2 separate regions of the Homo sapiens genome follow, and region 1 is linked to region 2. Evidence: chromatin contacts called from ENCODE Hi-C or POLR2A ChIA-PET data. All regions are on one chromosome and are shown on one strand. Each heading gives the region's core, a stretch centred on a gene start or an enhancer-like site at or near the end of the contact. The rest is flanking DNA. Distances are from core to core; before and after follow the strand shown. Region 1 holds the start of BEAN1-AS1 (BEAN1 antisense RNA 1). Region 2 overlaps CMTM4 (CKLF like MARVEL transmembrane domain containing 4).

Evidence for each region. A loop is a pair of places that touch in the nucleus more often than their neighbours do. ChIA-PET counts read pairs that join two places held with the same protein, here RNA polymerase II (POLR2A). Pooled maps may share reads with other maps.
Region 1: a loop to region 2 is called in a map of prostate gland, with 4 times the contacts of the local background. The contact joins the promoter of BEAN1-AS1 here to the enhancer-like site in region 2. A Hi-C loop is called at or near these places in 1 of 168 maps with a recorded cell type or tissue (prostate gland) and 7 of 50 pooled maps. POLR2A ChIA-PET finds 5 or more read pairs at or near these places in 3 of 52 experiments (AG04450, OCI-LY7 and WTC11).

What each region holds. Positions count from the first base shown.
Region 1 is chr16:66,475,121-66,477,820 of GRCh38, reverse strand. BEAN1-AS1 (BEAN1 antisense RNA 1) reads left to right here and starts at 1,419. Exons shown (of 3, transcript NR_109960.1): 1 at 1,419-1,557; 2 at 2,143-2,219. It overlaps BEAN1 (brain expressed associated with NEDD4 1), which reads right to left. Exons shown (of 5, transcript NM_001178020.3): 4 at 111-261. It overlaps LOC124903698, which reads left to right. Exons shown (of 5, transcript XM_047435016.1): 4 at 2,143-2,219. RefSeq lists an enhancer at 202-743 and a silencer at 1,249-1,348.
Region 2 is chr16:66,649,739-66,652,438 of GRCh38, reverse strand. All of the region lies in intron 1 of CMTM4 (CKLF like MARVEL transmembrane domain containing 4), which reads left to right. Among named protein-coding and RNA genes, the nearest start is that of CMTM4, 46 kb to the left of the region's middle. RefSeq lists an enhancer at 1,159-1,453. Within about 2 kb of position 1,363, at least 3 of the 41 ENCODE cell types and tissues checked have a DNase peak (open chromatin) inside an H3K27ac peak, as active enhancers do.

The DNA of each region.
Region 1 (2,700 bases), core at 170-2,669, 170 kb after region 2:
TGCATTTATACGACATGCAGAGGTGCCACTCTTTCCCATGATGGAGTTGGGGGGTCTTTGTGTCCAGGGCCCCATCCTCTGATGCCCCCTTCCCCATGAGGCCTCCTTACCCTGGTGGAGAATCTGGGTACAGCTCCCTGAGCACCGTGGCATCCACGTCCCCGTCAGAGCTGATGTCCAAGGGTGGGGGCCAGTCCTCTGAGGAGCTGCAGGCATAGCGCATCCTGCGGCTTGAGCGGCTGTATGTGTGCTCGTCCGACACTGCAGGGAACAGACCACCGGCCTGGGCCTCAGACCAGGATCCAGGGATGGTCCTTATGGGTCTGTAGGTCTACCTGGGGCCATGGAGGCTCTGATTCCCCACCTGACCACTCCTCTCCTCACCAAGCACAGCTGCCTTCATCCATCAGTGACAGCTCCAGAATGTGGGTGCCATTGTCGTGTTGGGCATGGGGATACAGAGAGGAAGCAGAGCTGGCCCTGTCCTGGCCAGCTCCCAAGGTGGTGGCAGCCTGCTTTGGGGATAACCTGGCACTAGGCAGTGTGTCATGAGCTTTGGTAGAGGTCCTACTGGGACTGTGGGAGTAAAGGCAGGCCTGACCAGTCTGGAAGTCAGGGAGGGCTTCCTGGAGGAGGGGCTGCTACAGCTGAGTCTTGTCTAGGATTTAACCAGGGGAAGAGGGGAAGGCCGGGAGGAGGGAACTGAATAGCTTTCCAAGGAGGGAGATAAGAAAGAAGAGTGTGGTGTGAACAGGGAGCTTTGAGCTGTGGAGTTGGGCTGGGCATGGAAAATGCGGTGGAGAGTAGCAAGGAATGAGGGCTTCAGAGAACTCTGGGATCAGCCCTCCCACACTCACTGCCCTTTAGGTATCTTGGGGAAAAAAAGGGGCTTCTATGATGAGTCTGGCAGCTCCCCACACTGCATTCTCCTCTGCATTTTTTACCATGCACCAGGACATCAAAGGCTCTGAAAAGTCCTGCAGCTAAAAAACACATTTAACTGTGCCTGTCCAGCATTCGACCTCAGAATCTTCCTTTCTTAGACCTAGTAACACTGTTTAGGAAATGCTGCTGGAGCACAATCCTCTCATTCCACAGCTGAGGTTCTGGGAGGCCCGGTGACTTGCTGGAGGACAACACACAGTGAGTGGTTGGGCCAGAGGGCAGCTGGATGTCTTGGCTCCTCCTTGCTAAGCTCTCTACAGCCCAGTTTCTGACATGTATCGTCCTGGATGGGAACAGTGGGAGCTGCAAAGGTGGCTGAGACACGAGGTCTCCTCAGTCCAGGGCTCCCAGGTGCCTCCTCCCCTCTGGGGGTGGGGCTTGGCATCAGGGGCGGAGCTATAACCTTTCTCTGCTGTGAGTGGCGCAGTTGCCATCCCCATTCTACAGACAAGGAAGCTGATACTCAGGGTCACATACGTGGTGAAGCATGGAGTTGTAATTTATGCACTCTGTATAACCCCAAAGACTGCTCTTCCCACTCCCCTAAACTCTTTTTCCCACTCTTCATATAATAGTGAGTGGAAGAATCTGGATATGAAACTCTATCTGCAGGTACAATTCCAATCCCAGGGTTATATACCGACACCGAGAAAGCTCTCAGAAGAAAATATTCCAAACACGTTGATGGTGGCCCTGTCCAGATGACAGAGGATCATGACCCTTATTTCTTTTTCTTTTTTTCTTTTCTTTCTTTTTTTTTTTTTTTGAGACGGAGTCTCTCACTGTCGCCCAGGCTGGAGTGCAGTGGCGCGATCTCAGCTCACTGCAAGCTCCGCCTCCGGGGTCCACGCCATTCTCCTGCCTCAGCCTCCCGAGTAGCTGGGACTACAGGCACCCGCCACCACGCCCGGCTCATTTTTTGTATTTTTAGTAGAGACCGGGTTTCACCGTGTTAGCCAGGATGGCCTCAATCTCCTGACCTCGTGATCTGCCCGCCTCGGCCTCCCAAAGTGCTGGGATTACAGGCGTGAGCCACCGCGCCTGGCCTATTTATTTCTTTATATTTCTTTTCTTATATTGTCTATATTTTTAAGGTTTTCTATAATGAACACACATTACTTTTCTACTAGGAGAAATGAAGTCAATAACATATGCTGTAAAAAAGGAGCTGAAATGCCATTTGTTTCTCCTGTTCAGGGCACCAGCTGAGAGACAGAATTTTTGGAAGAACTTAGGAAAGAAACTAAGAAAAGACAACAGCACACAGCAACAAGGTGAGACTGGAAGTTGAACCAGGGCTGCTGGGCTTGGGTGCCAGGTACCCCTTCGCCCCACCAGCCAGCATTGCCAGGGAAGGGTTTTTGGGTTCAGGGAGGGTTCCACCTGCAGGGCAGCAGGTGTGCCTGTCACACAGGGATCCCTGGGGAAAGTCAGGGCTGCTTCCTGGACCTGAGAGGAGTGACTGGGTGGGCAGCGCTGAGGGCTGTTAGAGCTGGAGCAAACTGCTATCTACCCTTTCTTCTTGGGCTGCTTTTTCTTGGACTTCCCAGAGGGGAGCATCTTGGGAAAACTGAGGCTGCCCTAAGGTGCTCAGACCCCAAACCTGAGACATCCAGCTGGGCAGAGCTCCTGAGAGACAGCTGGAAAGAAACCTGCACCCGCCACTCCCATTTGAACTTCCCAAATCCCTTCTTTTCCCTTCTCTCCTGACTTCCCTGTCGGCACAGATCCAAATAGTCCAGGACTCCGGAAGCC
Region 2 (2,700 bases), core at 114-2,613:
TAGGCCTTAGTGACACAGGCCACACCCAGACCCAACCAAGCTTTCTGGGGCATCAACAACCCAATGCTTCTGTCCTCAGTGGAAAACGGTGCCTTCAGGGGTCTGCGGTAAGCACCACTTAGAGTGGAGTGTGGCCTCGGAGGCTGGCGGGCTTTCTTTGAGAGTGCACACCTTGCTGCCGTCTGCTGCACCCCAGCCTTGCCTGCGCTTTGTTTTCTTTCACCATCCTGAGTCCTTGGAAGCCTCTCCCTTTGACCCCATTTCTCCTTTTCTTGTCAACAATGAGGAACTTACTTGCCTCCACCTCTTGGCTCCTTTGCTCAACTAATCACTGTTGACTAATTAGTCCTGCTGGCCAGCCCAGGTGGCTTTAGCTCCTGAGGGCCATCTCTGCCCTTCCAGAGCAGGTAATTTTCTATTACTTCTTTGCTACCCTCAGGTCCTAGCTTGGGCACTGCTAGAGAAAAGCAATGAAACCAAAGATCACATGCAAACACCTTGGTTGCAGATTGAATAATTTACACTTGCAATTAGCTCCTTTGTTTCAGAACCAAACATTATTTGCTCATTGCTCGATTGTCTTAAGGGAGAGGAGGGTGATATTTTAAGTTTATCATCCTCATGGGATGGCCTCCCTTGGGAGGGGAAAAAACTCATGGATTATTTTTCTTAGAAAAATTAAGATATTACTACAGCTAGATCCCTTTGAGAATGAGCAGTCATGTTGTGGGCTTTGTCAGAGTCTCAGCACTGGCTACCCCAGGTCTTGTATTGCTTTCCTTGAAGAGAAATCATACATGGTGATTTTTCCCATGGTGAAAGGGGTGGGAAGACTCTGGATAAGTCATATGTTAGGCATCTTATCTAGGAGAATGAGGTAGGGGAGGAACTAGCTTTGGGACCTGGCCACACGATGGAGGTGCTGCCTGCTTCCTGAGTCGGGGTGTGAGGATCAGAGATGTTTGGACTGTGCCTGGTGCAGAGCCCTGTAGCTTCCTTACCTTATTGATGCTCCCTAAATGGAAGCCGTTGTTATTCGGAGGTGCCTGGCATTGCAGAACTATTTGCCCCCGTTTGCAGACCATATAAATGGCTTCTGGCCTGGGAACTTATGTTTTAAGGTGATCTGTTGTTTAGCGTGTGTATAAAGAGTGGCTTAAAACTCCCCATCTCAACACCGTGAAAGATGGTGCGGAGAGGCTTCGTGCCTCTTCTGTAGTTCCGGCTCCAGGAGCCCATCTTAACATCCCCTGTTGGTTGCTAAGAGAGGAGCTGGCTTCGGAAGCACAGTCCCTGCTTTGCTCTCTGCTGCCCCCTCTGGATTCTCTGTTCTGCACATTCTGAGGTCTTCCAGCAGCCGTTAACAACTAGCCTTTTTCGTCTGTGGTTAAATACAAGCCCTGTCTCGTCTTTCAGATATTTTTTCAGTATTGGCAGGAATAGAGACATTTGAATTTCGAATGTGCTGGAGTTGATTAGAGCTTCGTCTGATTCTGAAGACACTTTGAACCCTGCTGTGTGTGCGCGTGTGGTCACCACTCAGCTTCGTAGGTCTTCACTAGGTTAACAGGGTCCTTAATAGTTGCTCCCCTGCTGGGTAAATGAGCTTCCATGTTTTTACTCTGTAAATTGTGCATGACGTGACAAAGCTGAGTATTGACCAGCACATGCCTTTTGTGTTTCCCAAACTAGTTTACCTCCAGACATGGCTGTGCAAAGTGTTAAGAGGTGTGCGGGGGGAAGAAATCTGTGCTCTTGTAACATCCATGTATTAAGTAAAGGTAAACAGGTTTTACTGTGAGGCTTTTCAGGACTGTTAAGATGCTGGTGTGCCTGATACCCTAAGACCAGGGATATAGTTAAGGTGGGAACAGCATGGGGCTTAGTATGAGAAGACCCAAAGCTGTATGTCTGCGGGGCCCACCACTCTCCACACTTGTGTCCATTTGGAGCTGCTCCTCTGTAAGGGAAAGGGCCAGGCTGCATCTGTAGTCTCAGCCTTAAAAAGAATTTTTTAAAAGCACAACAGAAATACTTTCCCAATGTATAAACCCGAACGATGGTTTGCAAACTAGTCTTGGAACATTAGTTTAGGAGAAGGCTATTAACAGGTGTTCGGTTCTTTGGCCAGAAAACTTTAGGAACCACTGCTAATGGGAGTATAAACATAAAACAGAGGCACTTTGGTGAGGAACTAGGTTGTATCCCAACCTTCCACCCACCTCCAGCCAACCAAGGAACACATCTTGAAAGTTAGGCACCATCTCACACAAATGTTCTCTCCCGTTTTTCCTCTAAGACCACCTGAGTTTGGTGTTGACTGGGAAGCCTCCTAAAGCCTCTGCTGCTGCCTAAGCCCTCATTGACCCTCCCTCTTCCAAATCCCAGCAGCACTTTTTGTCTCGATACCTCCCTGGGCACCGAGCCACGCACCTGGTTAGTTCTTTTTGTGTATAATAGCGTGTGTTGGCTGGACTGGAACTGAGACCTTAAGCACAGAGAGTCTCCAAGTGCCACAAAACGATCAGGGTTGAGGGAGAAGTTGTCTGGCCTCACCCTGTTTGCCTGGGGCGTGGCCTTTCTTATACATGTCTGTGATCCTGACATGTACAGGGATTAGGGGCCCTGAAAGAAGCCATACTCAGGAGAGGAGGGCAGCAGACGAGTGCCAGTGAGAGCCCTGCCCCTGCCCCCCATGAG